2 separate regions of the Homo sapiens genome follow, and region 1 is linked to region 2. A link is an interaction called in ENCODE POLR2A ChIA-PET data of the cell type or tissue named here. Cell type or tissue: Caco-2. All regions are shown on one strand. Links, peaks and the distances in the headings refer to the core of each region. The heading gives the core; the rest is flanking DNA.

Region 1 (4,970 bases), core at 661-4,660, 700 kb after region 2:
ACCCCCTACTCCCTGAACCTTGGGGATTGGCAATAAGTCCCACTGCAGTATTTGTTGGATGAAGTGCAATTGGCCATCATCAAACCTAACATTCTAGACCCATGGAGTAGCCGAATCTCCGTGCTCCTCACCCAGAGGACAATTTGTACACTGGCGCCAGTGGCTTAGAAAGCTACGTTAAGCATCTTTGCAATTCCGCCACGGTTTGCTCCTCTGAGAACATATTTAATTACTGGAATGTACATCTCATCTCTCATTCCTCCTTCCCCGGCCCTCCCATCCCATGATTAATGTGAATCTGTCTCGCTGTAAAATAACCACGTCTCACTCTAATTAAGTTCTGGTTGTTTCTAACCTGGGTTTGAATGTTCAGCTTAAGAATTTCTCTGTAGCTTTCTAGCGATCCAATGGTGGGATCTCTTCATAATTGTATTAATGTTTCAAATGTAGGCTTTAATAAAGAGAGATTTGTTTTTAAAAATCATTCACCCTAAGAACAGGCAAAGTGTTCTATGGTGATACAGGTCAGAATGGTGCTGGGGAGGTTCTGGTGGAAAGGAGGCACACAGGAGCCTCTGGATCACAGACGTACTGTTCACTTTGATTGGAGTCTATGTGGAGGGCTGAATAACAGCCCCAAAGATGTCCATGTCTTAAATCTAAACCCTGAACCTGTAGGCATGTCACCTTACATGACAACAGGGACTTTTCAGATGTGATTAGGTTAAGGATCTTGATATGGGGAGATCCTCCTGGATTATCCGGGTGGGCCCAATGTCATCACAAGGAGCCTTATAAGATGGACACAGGAGGATCAGAGAGAGAGGAGCATTTAAGGATGCTACACTGCTGGCTTGGAAGATGGAGGATGGGACCATGAGCCAAGGAATGCAGGTGGCCCCTGGATCCTGGAAAAGGCAGGGAAACAGATTCATCCCTAAAGCCTCTGCAGGCATGCACTCCTGCTGACACCTTGATTTTAAGACTTCTGACGCCAGAACTAACAACAAATACATTTGTGTTGCTTCAAGCCACTAAGTTTGTAATTTTTAACAGCAGCATTAGGAAACTAACCCAGAGTATCTATATGTAAAAACACACTGACATACACACTTAAGATTCTCACAATTTGCTGCATGTCAGGTCAGATCTTGACTTCAGCGCTACTGGCCCTACAGGCCAGGTGACTCTGTTGTAGGGGGCTGTCCCATGCATTGGACGGTGTTTAGCAGCGTCCTGGGCCTATATCCACTAGATGCCAGGAGCACCCAACTTCCCACCCAATTGTGACAACCAAAAATGTCTCCCGATGTTGCCACGTGTTTTCTGGAGGGCAAACCACCTCCCTTGGTTGTGAACCAGTGCCATATGAGTATTATTCTTCATTATAAAGCAATGTTTAATAAATGCCATGTAAAATAAACAAAATAAAAACTTTAATCCTACCCTAATCAGAGCACCACAGAATATGCTTACTTTTACCCAAGACACAGATCACCCTGCTCCTTCGAGGAAAGCTTTGAGAGGAGTCTCTTGGCATTATCTTACAGCAGCATCCGGAAAACACCCTGGTTTCCCATGTGTGGGGCAAGGGCAGAGAGTGGCATGCAATGAGGATGTGCCAGCCTCTATAAGGGACTCGGGGTACCCTGGGCGCACTGAGGCACTGCAGGTGTGGGAGCTGGCCAAGGACAGGCTGCAGAGGCCCCACTCGCCCTGGGTTCTGCCGTGTTAAACGGAATTGCATAAATTAGACAGAACTCTGCCTGGGGCTGCTGAAACTGGAGCCCTGCTGAGTGGGGCACCTGGGCCTGGACAATGTGAGGCCCATACAAGATGCTGAAAGCTCCCAGGCAGTGACTTGGAGATGGAGTGTGGGTGGCTGATTAGCTGGAAGGAAAACAGAGTAGAAGGGACAGCTTTTGTTCACAAGAAGTCTCTGCCTGGCCATTTCCCTTCTATTCCACATACAAGGCCTCTTAACCCCAATCCTGGACTAATTCTCAGGAAATCTACCTTCCCCAATTACCTAATTGCTGTTAAATGATGTTTGAAGAGCTCAAAGAGGGCAGGGCCAGGGCTGACCCCTGAGTTAATTCTGCCTGCTCCCATCAGGGGCTACCTCCTTTGCTAGAGTGAGTCGTGCCTCCAGGGCCTCAGGGAGGGTGGGAGGAGGGAGGTGAGCGTGGCTGGCTTCTCTCAAACGGCCACCTCCAAAGGTCTCAGCGCATTCCCACTTGATGTGGGGTCAATAAGGTCACCTGAGAATTCAAAGGGGAGTAGATGCCAAGGGTCTGGAAACCTGGAGACAGACAGCAGCTTGATGCCTTGGGTGACAGCCTTGCAAACAAGGTCCAGCAGTTTCTGGATCATTCGGGTCCCTTCCACAAAGCAGCTCAAGATGGCACTAGAACACTTTCCCAGGCTGCAGGTGAACTGCGTTGCAGGAAGAGATTCAATCTCATCTGAATTTTGAGGACAAAAGAACTGTTTATCACAGTTTAGGGTGTAAGCCAAGTGCTGAAAACAGGATTGTGGCCCCAGATCTTGCCTGTATGAGAGGAGTCCATTTCTCCCTTTTGTTTAAAAATGAGTGGGGTCTATCTTCATGCACCTTAGCAAGTCAGCAAAATGCTGCAAAGAGAGTAACCCTTTCATTTGTGTTCCCAGGCACTTTACTCCTGAGTGCTAACTGGTAAAGAAAACATTCTATCCCTCTGAAAGGGGCTTCAGGAAGGAGGGGCTCCAGGGAGAGGAATTTGGGGTCGGACTCTTGCAGGACACGGTGGTAGCAGCTGGTGGCTTGCTGGTGTTTACTGATGAGGCTGTTTCTCCCTCCTCCTTCCAGGCAGAGATGAAATGTACAGAATGGCCCAGCTGTTGAGAAGGCTTTTTGCAAGGTATTTAACAGATGGTGGTCACTGCCCAACATAGCAGGATCAAGGGAAAAAAAACAGACTCTTGCAATTATGAAACCTACAGCACCCTTGGTAACCTGGCATGAAATTTTGCCATCTGTGCCTTACTCTGCGAAGCAGCTAGACGCCCTGCTGGGCTCCTCGGTGCCATTCCTCCTTCTTGAAAGAGGTCCCTGGCACGGTCATGAGAGCTCCAGCATCTGGAAGCTTCTGACCGAGTCCTGTCTGGTGGGAGAAGGGAAGAAATCGGCCCTATCCAAGTGTTTATTATTCACACTTCTTGGATTATTAAACGTTAAAATATATGAAAATGCAGATGTTCTTTTTATGATCCAAGAGTGTGAGGTTTAGACAAAAAGCCTCTATTGAGTTTGGCCCGTGCTCCCCCGACACCGAATCGGTAGGGTGGGGTTTTCTCTGACTGCTGCTTTGGAAAGTTCTCCCAAATCATTTAATTCGGGGAACCAAGAGGTCCCAACACCGTGTGCTGTGCATGCAGCCTTCTTACAAGGGATCTCTCGAGCATTCAACAGGATGGTCTCTGCCCAGGTGGAGAGATGAGTGTGGGGGCTGGCAGGGATGCACCCAGGTCAGTGGGGCACACAGTGGGCCACGGAGAAGCAGAGGTTCCTGCACAGAGAGTCCCGGGTGCCCCTAAGTGGGGCCCTGAATCTCTCTCTGTCAGTCTTTCCATCTGTAAAATGGGGCTAATGATACCAATATCTGCCTCAGGGATCCTCAACCTCTGTCCCCAGAGGCCAGCAACTCCCTCCAGCTGTGACAACCAAAGATGTCTCTAGACATCGTCAGACACCCCTGCCCTACCTGGAAAGGTGTTCACGGGGATTCCATAGGTGAATACACGCAAAACCCTCACAACAGTACCTCGCACGGGAGGTGCTTTTAGAAAATGTTCTCAGAATTGAAGTGCAAAGGAGGCCTCGCTCAGAAGATGGACGAGACTCGAAAGCTCCCTGCTGCTCCTCCCACTCCGCAGGGCCCATGGCTCGCTACTTCCAGATGGTGGTGGAGTTGCACAGCCCCAGCTGTTCCCGGGACCCTTATTTTTGCTCGGTGTCCACCGTGTCTGACGGTCACAGTGCCAGGTGGCAGGCTATGCTCTCATTTTTCCCAGGTGCCCAGGGCAAAGTTGTTCCCCCTCAGCAGACGTCAGGTTTCGGATGATCTGCCAGGGGCTGTGCGCCACCGGCCCTGTTCTCTCTCCGGCTAGTTCACATTCAGGGGGAGGGACGTTCTTTCCTGACACTTACTGGCCTCTTCTGGGAAGCTGAGGACGCCCTTGTTCTGGGCCTGGTGATGGCACTGCAGAAACACTGGCGTCTCCTTAACAAGGCCCGGCTTCCGCCCGAGGGCACACAATGACACTGTGCAAAGTCTCTGCCATTCTAAGTGCAATGGAAATTCCTTCTGCAATAACAAAAACCCAGGAACAAAATGCTCCCCTAATTAGAAACACCAAGCCATTCTCTACATGGCCTTGGAAGAAGAAATGTTGGAGGCAACGGGGCCTAGAAATACCTCAACGGGCCCAGAAATCCCTCAACGGAAAGGGTCTGAAATGGCAACTGGAGATGGGGCCCGAGGCCAGCTACAGCCTGGCGACAAGGACGGGAAGGAGGAGGCCGGCAAGGGAGGAGAGGGTGGGAGAAGACACCTGGCTGGGCCAGACGGCCCTCACATCTGCTTAGGAGGCTACGTCGGCATGTTTGGTAAATACTGTCTGTGGGCAAAGACGTGGGCCCTTCCAGAAGAGGGCCGTGGCATTTGCCACCCTTTGGCAATGCAACTTAGGAGTTGAATTATGAAGCCCCAGATGGAGCTACAATTTGTCATCTGCAGCTTCTCTGGAAAAGTCAAAAGATCTGGCAATGCTGGCTGTGTTCCCATGCGGTGGAAGGTGGGCGTAGGGGGCTTGGGGGAGCTGAGAGCGCTGGTGCAGCTCTGGCCCTGGGGCCAGGGCCCAAGGAGAGGCCCTTGATCCGGGCAACAGTGAATGTGTACCTGATGGCTCCAGACACAAGAGGAAGTTGG
Region 2 (4,970 bases), core at 523-4,522:
AGGTGGGGGCAGAGGCATCTCTCCCAACCCGGAGGAGGTGCTCCCTGTTCTGCATTCAGAACACTCCTTAGGCACGGAAGTCATTGTCACTTGGTGCCATGTCCATAGGCTACTGAAAAGCATCACCCAAACACATCTGCACTTTAGGACCCACTATCAGAGTGACATAACTCACACTTCGAAGTCAGGCCGACCTGTGTCTAGTTGAGCAGTCTGGGTCTCAACTGGGTCAAGTGGGGATTAGACCATGTGAAAAATTTGCCAGCCAACCCTGGAGAGCCCCCACCTTCACTGTGTCTGCTTCTGCCTTTAATACTTTCTTCTCTGCACTGCGGTCTGGCCTGGGCTACCTGGCCCCCAGCACAGCCTCCTTGTTCCAGTGAGTAGCCATGCTTCTCCTGCTCCTTCTTGCCTGCTGAGCACCAGGTCACGTAGTTGACTGTGCCCTTGGCTCACTCTCTCTCCTTGCACTGGGTCTGAGGGCTTCTCTTCCTCTGCCCCATGCCTGTTCCTGGAGTTCCTTGGCGGTCTGTCCTCACTGTGCAGATGCTCCAGAGAGACTGAGCCTCCCCCACAGCTATCACCCGCTACACACAGGCACAGACTACCAGGGTATGAGCTCAGCTTGCACTCACTTCTCTCAGGAGCCCTCCCCATCTGCCACCCGGTTAGGCACACTTCCCTGTGCTGCTTCCTCACCACGCACGGCCCCACCAGAGAATCAACCTGCTTCGTGCAACTTCCCCTGACTTCATTTCCAGCCCCAATAGATGGCAACCATTTTAAGGACAAGTGTGGTTCTTGTCCTAGCACAGTGCCTGGTGCACAGCGGGGACTCCAAGTGTCTGCTGCATATCATCCACTCGTTCATTCACTTATTTATTCAAAAAATATTTAGAGAGCCTCTACCAGGAAACAGGCACTGTATGAAGCACTAGGAATTCAAATGAACAAAACAACTACCCACACCATCCCCTGGCTCCACTGGCATTACATTCAAGGAGGGGAGATGGACAATTAATAAAAAAAACATAAAAATACATCACGTGGTGTCAAGAGTTGTGAAGCAAGCACCAGCCAGGGAGGGGAGATGACAGGAGAGGGGGCCCTGCTGGACGCCATGATGAGAGGAGGTGAGCAGGCTGCACTCTGGCATCAGCTGGGGAGGGAGCAGTGTGTGGTTATTTGGGGACGGGCACTCCAGGTGGAGGGAAAGGCCACTGTGCTGCTGCTGATGCTGCCGGAGCGAGGCTGAGATCAAGAGATGGGGTCAACACAGGTCAGCAAGGGAAAGGACAGCCCATTTCTGCAACGCCCACCTGCGGCCACGATCTGGGCCTTTGCCTTCCAACCTACCCAGCCCAGCTGTTAAATGAAGAGTCTGAAGCCCAGCTTTTAGCAATGAAGCTTTGACCATTCAAATGAGCCAGATCCTAAGGGTAGGAGTGGGTGGGGAGGCTGGGTCCAAGGCCTCAGCTGCAGCCCACCCGGATCTCCAAAACCACAGCAGTTCCAGGTTTGAAGTCAGCCAAGAACTCATCGAAATCTGCAAGCAGAGAAGAGGGGACCCTGAGAAGGAATTTCAAACTCCACAAAGCAGATTAAAGCCAAAGTGACTCTGTGGCCCATGGCGTGTGTTCTACATTCACAAGAAGGAAAATTCAGGAAATGGAGCAAGAAGAGTGGAAAAGCTCCTCGCTGCCCAGCCTCAAGATGCAATAAATTGCTTATTTAAAATGCCTGTTTTCAGGCAGGTAAGGGGTTTTTGTCCTACAACTGTCATCAGTATAAATTAGTGGCTTCTCTCAACAGGGCTTATTTACTTAGCAAGTAAATTGGGTTAGATCATTGCTAAATTTTGCCATTTGGCACATATGATATTTATGCACTTAATAGCTTCATTAAGGAGGTTTCTGGGAGTCTATTACTGAGCAAGTCTATAGATCACTGGGCAATAAATTCAGAGAACGTTCCTTAGCATTCATCTAATTTGGCCATAGTTTTAATTAAGTGTTTCAGCTAATGATTTCCATTTATGTTTAATAAAATTTATTGCATAAAAATAAGTTATCAGACCCCAATTTAATTCAAGTTCTTCTAGCTGATGTGGCTGCCCCCAGCAGGGTGCAGTGTGTGTTAATGGGTGGCCATTTCCATTTGGAGGTTTCCACTGGGCTCTGAGTCACTAGTCAAGGACACGCAAAAAGGGTCCAGCTTCCTAGGATTACCTTAAAAATCATTTGCATGGAAAAAACAATGTCATAAAGTGACCCTTGACTGGGTGATACACACACAGAACGAGATCAACTGTAGGCAGCTACAAACAAAGGTTGTTTTTGGAAATGGTTCCAAAAATGCAGGTATGCATCCCAAATGCCACAGAGCTTGCCTCGGATTATCTGGCACTGTCTTCTTACTCTAAAAGCAAGCAATCCATCTCCTGACAGCGCCCACTCTTCAAGTGCATGGGCCCATTAAAGACAATTGTGCATTGCTCACTCCATGTGCAGACCTCACGGGCCCTGCTCTATGCACACTTCCTCTCTCAGAACCAGACCTCTGGGGCCTCAGGCTGCCCGGTGCTCATGACCGACAGCCATAGCCAGGTTCCTATCACACACCCCTACCAGCCCATCCCCGGGACTGCTCAAGATCGTCAAGGTCATGCCCCCTCCCCAGGGCAACCCACATCCAATGACTGACACATGTGGGGGTGCAGGCACCCTACCCTGTGGCCCCAGCTCAGAACAGCTCCGGGCAGCCGTCCCTGCTCCACGACACAACCCCAACCCTGGGGGCAGCTGAGGCCTTCCTTCGCCCAACCTCACTGCCTCCACTTCCCTGGCAGTGTGACCCTGAGAACAGCCCCATAAACCCTGTCACAGTCGGCCTCACAGGGATGCCCTCTGGCCTCTACCCCTCCTCAGCACCCTCACTGAGGCAGAGGGTGGTACCTTGCCCCCACGGGCACACACAAGGCTGTTCATCACAGCACTTCTTGTGAAAACCATAAATCAACCTAGAGACCCATCGAGGCTGTATAAAATGAGCAATATTTCCACAGCACAAACTCTCCTGCAGGTCTGCACGGAATTACCGGAAAATTCACAAAGCTATGTTGAAGGGGGGAAAGAGAGGGCCAACGATGAGGCCTTTTAGGTCAAAACAAAACCACTTGATAGATATTCTGTGGGAATCTAGCTAGCTAGCTATATCTATAATACAAACACATGGAAACATTCCGGAAGGAGACAAAGAACTGATGGAGATGGTCACCTCAGAAGGGGTGAGGCCTGAGAAGGGATCACAGAGAACAGGAGCGGGGAGACGTTTGATCCAAAAGGACTTTGCCTTTATCTGGAATGCTTCCATTTCCTTTTTTTTTTTTTTTTTACAAAAGAGTGTATTCATGTATTGATAACTAAATTAAATGTTAATCACTTTTTTGGAATGTGAGCCATAATATACTTAGGTTGGTGCAAAAGTAATTGTGGTTGTTGTCATTGAACATAATGGCCAAAACCGTAATTACTTTGGCACCAACCTCATAATTTTCTCCAAAATGTATGGATCGGATCATTTATGAGGATGAAAAGGAAAGAAGCACGTCAGAAATACTTAGATGTCATTAAGTGTCTGCTGTGTTCCTCAATTAGACGAAAATAATTGGGTTACTTGTAAAAAAGAAAGCAAACTATGAAAATATGTCTAATCCATGACACCAAGCTGTTACCAATTTACAAAAATCTTCAAAGAGCATTTCCCAAAACCTTGGGATTTTCTTATTGGAAATTCTCCATGACACTGGTGGTTGTTAAGAGATGAATCAAGTTGAGACTCATCAATGCAGTTTCCTGATTCTTGAAGCTGGGTTCTTTTCTTTTACAGTCATACGTCCCCTAACGACTGGGATACCTTCTGAGAAATGCATCCTTAGGCCGTTTCCTCCTGTGGGAGCCTCATAGAGAGAACTGAACGAACCTGGAGGTTACAGCCTGCTACGCACCTGAGCTATGTGGGCAGCCCCTTGCTCCTGGGCTGTAAACCTGCACAGCCTGTGACTATACTGAGTGCTGTACAGCAGGACTGTACTGAGTACTGTAAGCAACTGTAACACAACAGTATTTGTGTATCTAAACATAGAAAAGGTACAGTAAACATATGGTATAAAAGATAGAAAATGGCCCACCTGTATAGGGCACTTACTATGAACGGAGCTTGCAGGACTGGAAGTTGCTCTGGGTGAGTCAGTGAGTGAGTGGTGAGTGAATGTGAAAGCCCAGGACATCACTGTTCACTGTGTATACTCTATAAACACTGTACACCTAGGTTTTACTGAATCCATTTAAATTCATTTTTCTTTCTTCAGGCCAGGCACAGTGGCTCACACCTGTAATCCCAGCACTTTGGGAGGCAGAGGTAGGCAGATCACTTGAGTTTAGGAATTTGAGACCAGCCTGGCCAACATAGTGAAACCCCATCTCTAATAAAACTACAAAAATCAGCCAGGTGTGGTGTCACACTCCTGTAATCCCAGCTACTTGGGAAGCTGAGGCACGAGAATTGCTTGAACCCAGGAGGCAGAGGTTGCAGTGAGCCAAGATTGTGCCACTGCACTCCAGCCTGGGCAACAGAGACTCTCTTTCAAAAAAAGAAAAAATTTTTTCTTCAATAAAAAATTAACATTAGCTTACTGTAAATGTTTTACTTTATAAACTTTTTATTTTTTTAACTTTTTGTAATAACACCTTAAAACACATTTTAACTGTATAAAAATAATTTCTTTACATCCTTATTCTATAAGCTTTCTTCTGTAAAAGACAAGGTTGGTTTTGTTTTCGCTCTTAGTTCGTTAAAAACTAAGGCACAAACACACATATTAGCCTAGGCCTGCACAGGGTCAGGATCATCAATGTCACCGCCTTCCACCCCACACCTTGTCCCACTGGACGGTCATCAGAGGCTAAACA

Evidence for each region. Peaks named below come from ENCODE experiments on the same cell type or tissue, not always from the same donor. Only the 100,000 strongest peaks of a DNase experiment are listed, where the experiment ranks them.
Region 1: POLR2A ChIA-PET joins it to region 2 with 5 read pairs; 1 of 35 experiments calls an interaction of 5 or more read pairs at or near these places.

What each region holds. Positions count from the first base shown.
Region 1 is chr20:59,410,405-59,415,374 of GRCh38, reverse strand. No RefSeq gene overlaps it. Among named protein-coding and RNA genes, the nearest start is that of EDN3, 110 kb to the right of the region's middle. In Caco-2, for the core only: a CTCF peak has its summit at 2,385; a DNase peak (open chromatin) is centred at 2,324.
Region 2 is chr20:60,108,886-60,113,855 of GRCh38, reverse strand. No RefSeq gene overlaps it. Among named protein-coding and RNA genes, the nearest start is that of MIR646HG, 27 kb to the left of the region's middle. RefSeq lists an enhancer at 2,120-2,659. In Caco-2, for the core only: no CTCF peak of the experiment used is centred there; DNase peaks (open chromatin) are centred at 605 and 2,695.